Linked DNA regions of Homo sapiens: region 2 is linked to region 1. A link is a contact called in ENCODE POLR2A ChIA-PET data. All regions are on one chromosome and are shown on one strand. The core of a region is the stretch at or near the end of the contact, and the rest is flanking DNA. Distances in the headings are between cores, read along the strand shown. Region 1 holds the start of ACOX1 (acyl-CoA oxidase 1). Region 2 holds the start of CBX2 (chromobox 2).

What was found. ChIA-PET counts read pairs that join two places held with the same protein, here RNA polymerase II (POLR2A).
Region 2: POLR2A ChIA-PET joins it to region 1 with 14 read pairs in A673. The contact joins the promoter of CBX2 here to the promoter of ACOX1 in region 1. POLR2A ChIA-PET finds 5 or more read pairs at or near these places in 2 of 52 experiments (A673 and CD8-positive, alpha-beta memory T cell).

The regions. Positions count from the first base shown.
Region 1 is chr17:75,976,981-75,983,579 of GRCh38, reverse strand. ACOX1 (acyl-CoA oxidase 1) reads left to right here and starts at 4,414. Exons shown (of 14, transcript NM_004035.7): 1 at 4,414-4,615; 2 at 4,887-5,046. The coding sequence starts at 4,507. It overlaps TEN1 (TEN1 subunit of CST complex), which reads right to left and starts at 4,340. Exons shown (of 4, transcript NM_001113324.3): 1 at 4,069-4,340. TEN1-CDK3 (TEN1-CDK3 readthrough (NMD candidate)) reads right to left here and starts at 4,363. Exons shown (of 10, transcript NR_037709.1): 1 at 4,069-4,363. RefSeq lists enhancers at 1-188, 3,852-3,951, 4,073-4,656, 4,522-4,751, 4,657-5,240 and a silencer at 4,372-4,441.
Region 2 is chr17:79,774,854-79,780,852 of GRCh38, reverse strand. It overlaps CBX2 (chromobox 2), which reads right to left and starts at 2,705. Exons shown (of 5, transcript NM_005189.3): 1 at 2,546-2,705; 2 at 2,426-2,469; 3 at 1,426-1,491. The coding sequence starts at 2,617. RefSeq lists an enhancer at 1,452-2,045 and silencers at 2,441-2,510, 2,521-2,900.

The DNA.
Region 1 (6,599 bases), core at 3,165-5,664:
ATGATTTCGTTTGTGCTGTGGGAACCCATCAGGTGGTTATAGAGGTGGCATAGGCTATGAAAACACTGGTTGTCTAAAACAGGGGGAGATAACAATTATGAAGGGCTAGTGTACACGAGTGTGTGCTCACTAACATGAGGGGACTAAAGGAGTGTCCCCACTAGATGTTCCTGTTTTTCTGGTGGATCTGGGGAAAAAGAGGTGGGGAGGATGCTGGGGTTGCTATGCAATTCTCACCGAGGGAGGAATTTGCTGGTATAATGATTATACATTTTTCTTTCTTTCTTTCTTTCTTTTTTGAGATGGAGTCTCGCTCTGTCTGCCAGGCTGGAGTGCAGTGGCGGGATCTCGGCTCACTGTAACCACTGCCTCCCGGGTTCAAGCGATTTTCCTGCCTCAGCCTCCTGAGTAGCTGGGAATACAGGCGTGTGCCACCATGCCCGGCTAATTTTTGTATTTTTAGTAGAGACGGGGTTTCACCATGTTGGCCAGGCTGGTCATGAACTTCTGACCTCAGGTGATCCACCCACCTCGGCCTCCCAGAGTGTTGGGACTACAGGCGTGAGACACCTCACCGGGCCTCTTCCTTTTTTCTTTCTTTTTTTTTTTTTTGAGCCAAGGCGGGCAGATCACTTGAGGTCAGGAGTTCGAGACTAGCCTGGCCAATGTGGTGACACCCCGTCTCTACTAAAAATACAAAAATTAGCCAGGCATGATGGCGGGTGCCTGTAATCCCAGCTACAGGGAAGGCTAAGGCAGCAGAATTGCTTGAACCCGGGAGGCGGAGGCTGCAGTGAGCCGAGATCATGCCACTGCACTCCAGCCTGGGCGACAGAGTGAGACTCTGCCTGAAAAAATAATAAATAAATAAATAAATAAAACTATGATCAATGCTTGAGCCTAAGAGTTTGAGGCTGCAGTGAACTATGGTTGCGCCACTGCATTCTAGTCTGGGTGACAGAGCAAGGCCTTGTCTCAAACAAAACAAAACAAAGCAAAACTATGATCAAATACATGTGTATGCCTTTTCTCCTATTAATCACTTGTGTGGTATTCCTGCCAAAAATGCATCATCTGAATCTAATCATGAAGAAATATCAGACAAATCTGAATTAAGGGACATTCTACTGTAGGTGCCAAGGGGCCCTCTGAAGTTTCGCTGCAAAAAATCAACTTACAAAAGGCAGAGTAATAGTCAAAAATGTGTACAAATTTATGTAACATGTACATATGGGAGCCTTCAGAAGGAAGACCCAAAGATACAGGGGAAATTGTACATTTTTATGCAAATGATTGAACATAAAAGGTATGATCTAATGCTGATAGACTGAGTGGGGAGGCCCAGCAAGGCCTGTCTGTCTAGATTCTTCTTGGCCTCTTGGAACAGGCATTCCTTCCTTCTGGGTGTGGGGGAGGACCCTCTCTGGAATGGAGTCTTATGGCCTACAGTCAAACAAGCTAGGTCAGATAATTTCTTTTTGGCCAGTTTTTACACCAAAAGAAGGAGGGAAAGTTAAGAGTAATATATTTAGGGTTTTTTTTGTTTGTTTTTTGAGACAGAGTCTCACTCTGTCGCCCAGGCTGGAATGCAGTGGTGCAATCTCGGCTCACTGCAACCTCTGCCTCCCCGGTTCAAGCGATTCTCCTGCCTCAGACTCCCGAGTAGCCGGGACTACAGGCACATGGCACCTCGCTCGGCTTTTTTTGTATTTTTAGTAGAGACGGGGTTTCACCGTGTTAGCCAGGATGGTCTCGATCTCCTGACCTCGCTATCCACCTGCCTTGGCCTCCCAAAGTGCCAGGATTATAGGCGTGAGCCACCGCACCCAGCTTATATTTAGGGTTTTATGGCTGGCTTTGGGGGTAAATGACTCTGTTTTCTATGACCTGCCTTGGGGAAGAGGATTCTAACTTCTCTGGCTAGGCTCGGGGGAGAATGCACCTGAGGGAGAGGAGGACAGAAGGTAAAAAAAAAAAAAAAAACAACTTGCTTTGTGGGTTGCTTCTGAGGCCTTCATTTTGGGGTATTGTTTTCTGAGACCCAACACTACAAAACAATGGGCTTATACACTTCAAAAGTGTTAATGTCAGCCAGCCAGGCGCAGTGGCTCACGCCTGTAATCTCAGCACTTTGGAAGGCTGAGGCGAGCGGATCACATGAGGCCAGGAGTTGGAGACCAGCCTGGTCAACATAGTGAAACCCTGCCTCTAATAAAGACACAAAAATTAGCCAAGTGTGGTAGTACATTCCTGTAGTCCCAGCTACTCTGGAGGCTGAGGCATGAGAATCATTTGAACCCAGGAGGCGGAGGTTGCAGTGAGCTGAAATCATGCAACTGCACTCCAGCCTGGGTGACAGAGGAAGACATCATCTCAAAAGAAAAAAAAAAAGCGTTAAAGTCACAGAAGAAAAGTTCTTTGTTCTATTCTTGTAATTCTCGTGTAAATTTGAAATTATTTCAAAATAAAAACTCAGCAAATTTAGCTCTTCATCTAAGTCTTTTCTATTCAATGCTAAGTACACCCCTTATCATTGTTACATTAAGAGCAATTGGTTTCCTAGAATATTAGAACTAGAAGGTCAGCTGTCAAGCAGCCATTTGTTCACTCCACAAAGATTTCCTGAGCACCTTTAGCGGGGCAGGCACTGTGCCAGGTACAGAGAATAAACTAGACACCCTCTCTGCTGTTGAAGGGGCCTGAGATCAGCAGCTTAATAAGACAAATGAGGATCCTGAGGTCCTAGGGGTTAAGAGTGTGTATTATAGTTCTATTATTCAAATTATGAATGTTATGCATCTCTCGTAGTTTTACTTCTGAGAAAACCAAAGTCATAGTATTACACAGACTACAGACAGGCTAGGCGCAGCGGCTCACGCCTGTAATCCCGGCGCTTTGGGAGGCCGAGGCAGGTGGATCAACAGGTCAGGAATTCGAGACCAGCCTGGCCAACATGGCAAAATCCTGTCTCTACTAAAAATACAATTAGCTGGGTGTGGTGGCGAGCCCCTATAATCCCAGCTACTCGGGAGGCTGAGATAGGAGAATCGCTTGAACCCAGGGGGTGGAGGTTGCAATGAGCTGAGATCATACCACCACACTGCAGCCTGGGCGACAGAGCGAGACTCCGTCTCAAGAAAAAAAAAAAAAATGACTAGAGATGATTCAACAAATCCCTGAATCTCCCTTGTCTACAATCCCACTGGGCAGAACTGTTTTTGTTTTTTGTTTTTTTTCTGTAGAGACAGGGTCTCACTATGTTGCCCAGGATGGAGTGCAATGTCACAATCTTGGCTCACCGCAACCTCCACCTCCGGGGCTCAAGCCACCATCCCATCTCAGCCTTCAGAGTAGCTGGGACTACAGGCGCATGCCACTACACCCAGCTAATTTTTTGGTATTTTTTGTAGGGATGGGGTTTTGCCATGTTGCCCAGGCTGGTCTTGAACTCCTGGGCTCAAGTGATACGCCCGCCTCGTCCTCCCAAAGTGCTGGGATTCCAGGCGTGAGCCACCGCGCCCGGCCCTACACTAGGTTTTAACAGTAAGTGTGCATTTCCCACTTTGATGACGGTGATGGCGAAAGCAAAGAAGTCTGGATTCCAAGACCTCTAGTAACTGCCAGGTTGCGGGGGAAAATGTCTGGTTTCCCAGACAGAAGGCTTAGAGCAGCACCGCCCGCTTGGTCTCATTCTAAGTCCCCGTCCACCCCTTGAACAGCGCTCACAATCCCACACCCAGGGCCCCGGAACCCACGCCTCTGCCAGTAAAGACGCCATTATCTTAACAAAAGGTAACTGGAGCCTCTCCCCAAAGAGACTGGTTCCCGTCCCATTCTTCTCCAATCCGGGTGGATTTGGCAAAAGCCCAAGTGACCCTCCCTAGCAATTCCGCAAAGCCCCATCTCCCGCCCCAGACTCCAGAGTCTCCCGACCACTCTCATTTCGGAGAGGCCTAGGGGCACGGACCCGGAAGCGTGACAGAGGCCGCGGGGTAAGAGGGGGGCAAGTGCAGGCGCAATCCCTCCTCAGCCTCGTTGTCCCGCCCCCTTCCCAAGGCCCCAGCCAACCTGTTCTAGGCGTCGCCGGTCCTCGGATTTCTTCTTTCCGCCTCGCGTGGTCACGTGACGGGGGAGGGGCGGGATACAAAAAGTGCTTTATTTTCCCACTCCCCGGACGCCCAGCAGGGCAGTTTCTTGACCTTCGGAGCCCCTTTCCCGAGGATCCGCTCGGGAGCCTCCCCTGGCCAGGAGCAGGGGATTAGTCTGCCCCGCGACCGGCCCCAGCCACGACGCGGACATCGCCCCCTCTGTCTGGGCCGCTGTCACTCACGCGCCAAAGGGCCACGGAGAAAGAAGGGGCGGGCCGGGGCGGGCCGGGCGAGCGGAGGCGGGGACTTGCGCCGTCCTGAGGCTGCCTCCTAGGGTCCGGCCGGCGCTGGAGCTGCGGATTTAGATTGTCACTGCCACCTCGGTCGGTGCTTACTTCGCTGCCAGCTGGTCGTCGCCATGAACCCGGACCTGCGCAGGGAGCGGGATTCCGCCAGCTTCAACCCGGAGCTGCTTACACACATCCTGGACGGCAGCCCCGAGAAAACCCGGCGCCGCCGAGAGATCGGTGAGGGCGGCGGGCGAGACCTCCCTCCTTTCCCGAGAAAAGCTGGAGACTCCCTCGATGCGGAGTCAGGGGCGCTGTGGGGCCTAGGCCCTCTGGCCCAGCGTTAGGGGAGCCGGGACCCCCACTTCGAGGAACAGCCTGTGTCCCTGGTGGGGGGATATCGCCATTCCCCAGGTGTGTCCGCGACTCTGAAGCCTATTGTGATTCAGGGAGGGTGGAACGGAGGCCCGAGTGTCTGTCTGCCTTTTAATGCCCTTTAACCCCCTTTCAGAGAACATGATCCTGAACGACCCAGACTTCCAGCATGAGGACTTGAACTTCCTCACTCGCAGCCAGCGTTATGAGGTGGCTGTCAGGAAAAGTGCCATCATGGTGAAGAAGATGAGGGAGTTTGGCATCGCTGACCCTGATGAAATTATGTGGTTTAAAAAGTAGGTATGCCTTAGAACAGAGCAAGTGTTGTTAAGCCTAAACTTTACAGCTGCGGTCTATGGTGGCCTTTCATCACCGTGCTTGGTGTTTGAAGATGCAAACTGGCATATTTTCATGCAACTTTATAAAGTTATATGTGTGGCCGGGCGCGGTGGCTCACGCCTGTAATCCCAGCACTTTGGGAGGCCGAGGCGGGCGGATCACCAAGTCAGGAGATCGAGACCATTCTGGCTAACACGGTGAAACCCCATCTCTACTGAAAATACAAAAATTAGCCGGGCGTGGTGGCGGGCGCCTGTAGTTCCAGCTACTCGGGAGGCTGAGGCAGGAGAATAGCGTGAACTAGGGAGGCGGAGCTTGCAGTGAGCCGAGATCGCGCCACTGCACTCCAGCCTGGGCAAGAGTGCGAGACTCCATCTCAAAAAATAAATAAATAAATAAATAAATAAAGTTATATGTGTGAAAAATAATGTGATCACTTTTGTATCCAAGCCTTTTCGTGGGATGACGTGTTTGTAGAATGCTGATAATAAATGGAAATGCAGGAGTTTTTGTTCTCAAGAGTACAGTTTCAAGGATGTTGTAAAAGCATTGTTCTGCCCAAGCAACTCAAATTTGACTGATTTAAATGCAGAATCATTTTGCTCTTTGTAAGGAGGACTGCTAAAATTCTGAATCTGGGAGCATTTTTTTTTTTAGTTGCACGACCATTTAAATATTTTGGAGCAATAGCAGATTATATTATATGGTAGTGTGGACCTGGATGAAGAATGATCTGTGACGCCTCTGAATGAATAGAAAGTCTAAGAACCCAGTAGTTCTGAATCCATGACAGTGCTTGAATGGTTGTCTTGTGCATATGAGAGAGACGTCATAAAAACCTGCCTTGGTTCTAGTGTGGAAGAGAGTATATCCTTTTTTCAGACCATGTGTTTTGTTGTGTTTTTTGTTTTTGTTTTTGTTTTTTGAGACGGAGTCTCGCTCTGTCGCCCAGGCTGCAGTGCAGTGGCACGATCTCGGCTCACTCCAGCCTCCACCTCCCGGATTCAAGCGATTCTCCTGCTTCAGCCTCCTGAGTAGCTGGGATTACAGGCGCCCGCCACCACACCCGGCTAATTTTTGTATTTTTAGTAGAGATGGGGTTTCGCCATGTTGCCAGGCTGGTCTCAAACTCCTCACCTCGTGATCCACCCTGCTCCACAAGGAACGGTAAAAATAAATAAAAATAAGGACTTCGGGCCGGGCACAGTGGCTCATGCCTGTAATCTCAGCACTTTGGGAAGCCAAGGCAGGTGGATCACTTGAGGCCAGGAGCTCGAGACCAGCCTGGCCAAAATGGTGAAACTCTCTCTACTAAAAATACAAAAATTAGCCGGGCCTGGTGGTGCGCTTCTGGGGTCCCAGCTATTCAGGAGGCTGAGGCAGGAGAATCCCTTGAACCTGGGAGGCAAAGGCTGCACTGAGCCGAGATCACGCCACTGCACTCCAGACTGGGCAACAAAGAGAGACTCTGTCTCAAAAAAAAAAAAAAAAAAAAAAAAGACTTTTTTGC
Region 2 (5,999 bases), core at 1,456-3,955, 3.8 Mb before region 1:
TCTCCTAAAAGGACAATGAAGTGTTGCATGGATCTCCTCCGCTGAAATATTAACCTGTGCACTGACTGCTGTGATCCTGTGCGTCGCCAAGGGCCATACCCCCACCCCCTCCAATACCAAGCAGGTAACCGCCAGCTCCTAGTGCCCAGAGAGAGCTAACATTTTGGTGGATGGAGAAGGCTGTCCCACCTTCTCTGTTTTCTTTCTTCCACGATGTCATCCAAGCCACCCATGGGTTTTACACTCTTCTTATCTCAGGTGTTTCTGCTCTAACCAAAACCACAATCTCTCTCAACAGTTAGGACACCGTCTTAGATCCAGAGAAGCGCACCAGCCTCTGAAGTGGGCCAAGCCATTCCCCCACCCCAAGGCTCACAGCACCCAGACAGGAACTAACAGAAGACGATGGGTTGCTGTTACGATTTTCCAAAGGGATTTAAGCAAGCACAGGCTCTTCTTTTTGCTCGCCCCACCAGAAAACTCTATTTCCCCATTATCATGACCCCTCTGGGAAGACCCAATATGTCCCGCTACAGTGGAAAAAAGGGAATGCACCTTTTGCTACCAGAGAACAAACCGTCCAGATTGACCCTGGCTGGGAAAGACTCCAGCAACCAATTCTTCTGCCTCTATCCACAGGGCAAGTCCAGCCAGGGGATCCAGGGGGAGCCGTCAGTGAAACCACCCCCCATCTTGCCATTGCTTGAACAGTACTCCCTGGCCCTTCATGCCAGGTGGGCACATCCACTGCCCTCTCCTCACCACCCCTTGCCCTTGAACATCTCAAGGAGGCCTATCTCTTAACCTAAACTTCCTACCTAAAAATAGAAATGACATCTAGAATTACAGAAACAAGTCTGGCCCAATCCGGCCTCATGGTGCTACTTGGTACTGTATGCTGCAGGCCAGAGCAAAATAAATGTTTCTTTCTTGAGAGAGACATCACAATAGGCACAACTGCGTGCTGTGTGTTCCAGCTCCCTCTCTGAGCCTTCTTGCCTGATGGCACACGCGTGCAGGGCTGGAAGGGCAGACCTGCGTCACTGTGGCAAACCTGCTCTCCTGGTTTTCTGTTAGCGCCATGTGCAAATTACTCAGCAGAAAAGGCCAAGAGAAGCTATAACATCTTTATCTGAAGCAACTGAAAAAGTTGGTTTTTGCAAGTATGGCTGTCGGAAACACCAAAGCAGCACTTACTTAGGTTCTTCTCAGGGATGGATACAGGCTGGCTAGGAGAAGGTGGGAGAGGGGCTGGCTGGGGACTTTTACAGCCAGCCACAGAGATGGCCCTGGACACAATCTTGCTAAGGGACCTCAGACCACAGCCCCAGCTCCAGCCTCCCGGCAGGCGAGCAGCGCCCAGCACGACTCCAACCAGCCACCGTCCCTCCCCCACACCCTCCCCAGTGCTGTCAGCGTCCTCACTTCTTCTGGAAGGCCAGGAGCAGCCTCGGGTCCAGGATGTTCTCCTCCGGCTCCCAGCTGTTATGTCTGCAAAGCAGAGGACAGGGCAGCATTAGACGCCAGGCTGATGATCACCGCTTTGCAAGGCAGCCCGAGGGGGCTCGCCCTCACCGCTCCTCGACTTGGGCCGATGGCAGTGGCACCGTAGCACCATGGCACTTCTCAAAGTCCAAACCCAGGTTTTGGAGGCTGGCCACCCCCCACCAAGCCAGCACTCTAACCTCAGACCCAAAGGGAAACTGCCGCTCCAACCCCCCAATTAAAACAAGGCCACAAGAGGACTCCCACAGTCTCTGCCTGGGAGAAAAACAAACCCCCATAAAACGCAAAGTTGCAGAGAGGGATTCCCCCAAACCCTGGCCCGGAGCCAGAGGAGGAAGGGAAGGCAGGTCCAGCATGCAGGGAGGGGCACAGGCGCCCAGCCCGAGATCCAGAACAATGTGGCGCGCGGGCCGGGGCACCTCGAGGGGTAGCGAAGAAAGAGCGGGGTCCGGGAAGACGCAGAAACGGGGCCGCGGGAGCAGCTGTGCAGAGAGCCCCTTCCGGGGATGCCAAACACCCTCCCTTCCATTAAAAGAAAGAAAAAAAAAAAGAAACTCTACATCCATCAATAGCAAGCTCAGGTTACAGCGGGGAGAATCTGGCCAAGAGGAGGGGGGCTTGCATCCCGCGCCTCCCTCCCGGCCGGGACGGGGGTTGGGGGGAGCGCGGCGCGGCAGCCGAGGAGGTTCTGGCGCGGGGGGCCGCCCAGCTCTGCACCCGCGGGCGTGTAAACAAAGGGCAACCTCGGGCCGGGCGGCCCCCGCCCCCCTCAGAGCCGGAGGAGCCCGCGGGGACCCCGCGAACTTCCCGCTCTGCCCGCGGGCGCCCCCAGGCCACCGGACGGCGCGGCCGAGGGGCTCCACGTCCCCACCCCCGGGCGAGGGGGCGGGAGGGGGGCGCGGCGTCGCGGGGGACTCACTTGGAGGACCAGCCGCGCCACTTGACCAGGTACTCCAGCTTGCCCTGCGGGGAGAGAAGAGGGGCCGTGAGCCAGACGGACAGCGGGCGGCGGGCGGGGGGCCCGGCGGGCCGCACGCACCTTGCGGAGCCGCTTGCTCAGGATGCACTCGGCGGCGAAGACCTGCTCGCCCACGCTGCTCAGCTCCTCCATGCTGCCCGGCAGCCAGCCCGACCGCGGCGCCCGCCGCCAGTCACCCGCCCGGACCGCCGCGCGCCCCGCCGGCAGCACACAAAGCACCGCCCCCGCCCGGCGCCGGCCCGCCCCGCGCACGCGCACCGCCGCTCCGCGCCCGCGCCCCGGCCCGCCGCCCGCCCCCGCGCGCTGCCCAAATCCCGTGCGGGCCAATCAGCGAGGGGGGGCGGGTGCGGGGCGGGGCGGGGCGCGCATTGTCCGCGGCGGGCTGGGCCTCGCGCTCCGGCGGGGGGTCCCGCGCGGGGCCCCGGGCGGGGGCGGGGGCGGGGGTGGGGGCGCGGGCGGGCCCCTGGCTGGGGGAGGAGGTGCCTAGGGACTTCGGGCCTGGGGCGCCCACCGAGTCCCGCGTGATTCCCGGGGCGCGCCCGCCCTTGCTCCCAACTCCGTTTTCCGGGCAAAAAGCCATTGTTCTGGCCCGAAGGGAGGGAAGCGGGACGGGGCGCGGCGGCTGCTTCCTGCCCCCGCCTTCGAGGGGCGCTGCTCCGGGGCACGCGGGGCCCCACCCTTCCCCCGGCTTCTTGAACTGGCTTTTCCTCGGCAGCGGGGGAGTCGCTCTGTTTTGGACGAGAGCAAAACGGGTCGGGGGCTGGGGAAGGAAAGGAAGACGAAGTCCGGGGGAGGGGCCCACAAACCCCAGCAGCCGAGGCTTTTTCCCCCAAAGGCGAGAGAGGAAAATGCTTTAACTTAAACCACCAAGCACTCTGAGAAAGAAGTAATACGAACTGCCCGGAGTTCTTATTAAACAGCTATGAAAAGTGGATCCAGCCCCCGAGTTTTAGGGCACGTGTAGGGAGAAAACCAGCTGCACCTTTTCTGAATTTGTTCCCCGATTTTGATGAAATGGAGGGGGAGGGGGCGGTTTGCAAGGCTGTTCCTAACTTCGGACTAGGTCAGTAGTGGCCCGCCAGGGCTGGGCAGCCGGCGTCCTTCGGATCAATTGTCCGCGGCAGAAAAGGGTCAGGCCATGTTATGAAAGTGGGGGTGACCCCTTGTCCTCCCTGTGATCGTCGTCAGCAGGCTACCCTTTTATTCCGGTGTTAAGATTCGAATTCCATGAAGAATCACCCTTTAAGTTATTTAGATTTTGAATCAGGACAAGTCAAACACGTAATGAAAGAGACCTGAGCCTTAGCTTCATTCGTCTCAACGCAGTCTAACTCCATGAAAATTCACTCTCTGCTTTTCTTGCTTCCTTGAACACAGCTGCAAAATTCTCTTTCTGTTGAGCAGATCCAAAAGTCGTTTCTTGTTGTAGGAGACTGTCTCAATGTAATTGTGATCATCAAAACCATATTTATAAAGGGTTCTGCAGGAGAAATGTGTTTTTTTGTTTTTACAGAAAGGCCTACTGGAGAAAATACTGAACTGTAGGAACCGATCTTTCAATTTATGGCGTGTTCTTCAGTTTCTTTGGTTAGATAGGTTACATTCATTTGATTTCCTGGAGAGTACGTGCAAATTCAGATGTTGTTTGCAAAGAGGGCAGGAGAAAGGGAAATGTCCTTGGGGGGAAGGTGTTTGTTTACTCAGGGGCAGAGGCAGTAAAGAATCCTTGTGTTGGGATAAAACTGGCCTCTGGAGTGAAGGGATCCGCTAACAGTGTCTCCGCCGGCTCCTTTTGTATCCCTGTCTTGTGCAGCTTGGCAGTAAATTGTGGAGTTGAGGGCAAAGGTGTATTTATTGTAATCCTACAAATAGCTGGATCAGTTTCACATCACGTTTCCTTGCAGAATTCATCTTGGGTCTAAGATTTTGCCCTGGAAGTTTCCAGTTTCCTCTTTGACTCATGGTATGCTGGGATACTTGCTTGATTTCTTTTTAAAGAAAAGAAGGCTTTGAAAAGGGAATGATTTCTTTGCTTAAGAAATAAATTTGCTAGAATTTGATACTAACACATTGAAAAAAATAAATCAGCGTCCAGGAAGGTTTAACATGTACATCATCTACCCAACTGCAAACAGTTTGGGTAAAATAATATTTAGATAATTCATTTGGAGAAACAAATATGACAGATTTGGCCAGAATGAAATAATCAGATACATTCTGTGAACGTGTGATCCAAAATCTGTGGCACGTTCCCTAAAAACAAAGCTGGGAATAGGCAGAAGGGAAGAATAACCCCCAGCTAATCCAACTGTGTAAAACAAGCGGACGTCTTCCGTTTTGACTGTCACATTTTAAGAATTATTAAGACAAGTTAAAACTAATTATTGTATTATTCATTCGACAGATAGTTAGTATGTACTATCATGTGGGCACTACTAGATATCCAGTAGTATAAGACCGTAGCAGCAGCTCCATCTGTGGGTGATGGAAGTGGATGGACAGAGCCTCCCTCCACTGCGTCCAGTGTGGTGGCCGTTAGGCACCTGGGACTGCTGAGCACTGGCAGTGTGGCTAGTGCCACTGAAGGCTCGAATTTTAAATTGTATTTCACTTTAATTCATTTCAGTGGGAGTAGCCACATGTAGCTGGTGGTCACTGTACTGGACACTTTGCAGGTCCACAGGAATGAGAGGGATCTGCTTTAAACATATTTTAAATGAAAGTAATACGGTTACATAAATTAATCCTGGAATATGAATAGTTTACCTACACTCACAGTTATGCTTAATTATATACAAGAATGTTTAAAACACATACAAAAAAGATATTAAAAATCCAGGCACAGAGGAAGACATTCAGGGAGTACAGACTTTGTATAGTACTGATTTCCTTTCTACGCAAGTGATAAGGACAAGTATTAACTTATTCGTGTCTGAAATGCTACTAAGAAAGCATAAGTATTTTCACGCTATGCTTGTGGATCGAAAATTACAGATGCCAAAGCAAAGAATGTCTCACTCTGAAGTCAATGGAAAAGTCAGGAATTGAGATCAATCCAGTGACCCTGGATTTGGCAGCTGTAACTAGGTAACAGTAGTTACTTCTTAACCAAATACTTTCAAACAGCTCTTAGATTTTCTAAAAGCACTGTCTCCCTACTGCCATCAGCGGTGTTGGCTAAAAGGAGGAACCAGACACCACCACCAGCCGGTCTGCATGGGATACACTCAGGATTTAGAATACATCACACATTTACATCACATTTAATATCTCATGTCGTAATTTGCCCCCAGCTCCTCTGCACATTTGCAAGACTAAGGTGTGACTTACAGGCTAGCTGTGTTAATGTCACGCCGTTTCTGTGTATGTAATATGTGAATATTACATATGCGGGACAGACCGTGTTTGTGTATCAGAACTCAAGTAAAAATAAGCACAGTTCAGGCACTTGCAGGATCCCTCAAGCTTTCAGTTTGCCTAAGGACCCCTGGGCACACGATGCACATGTCCGCCC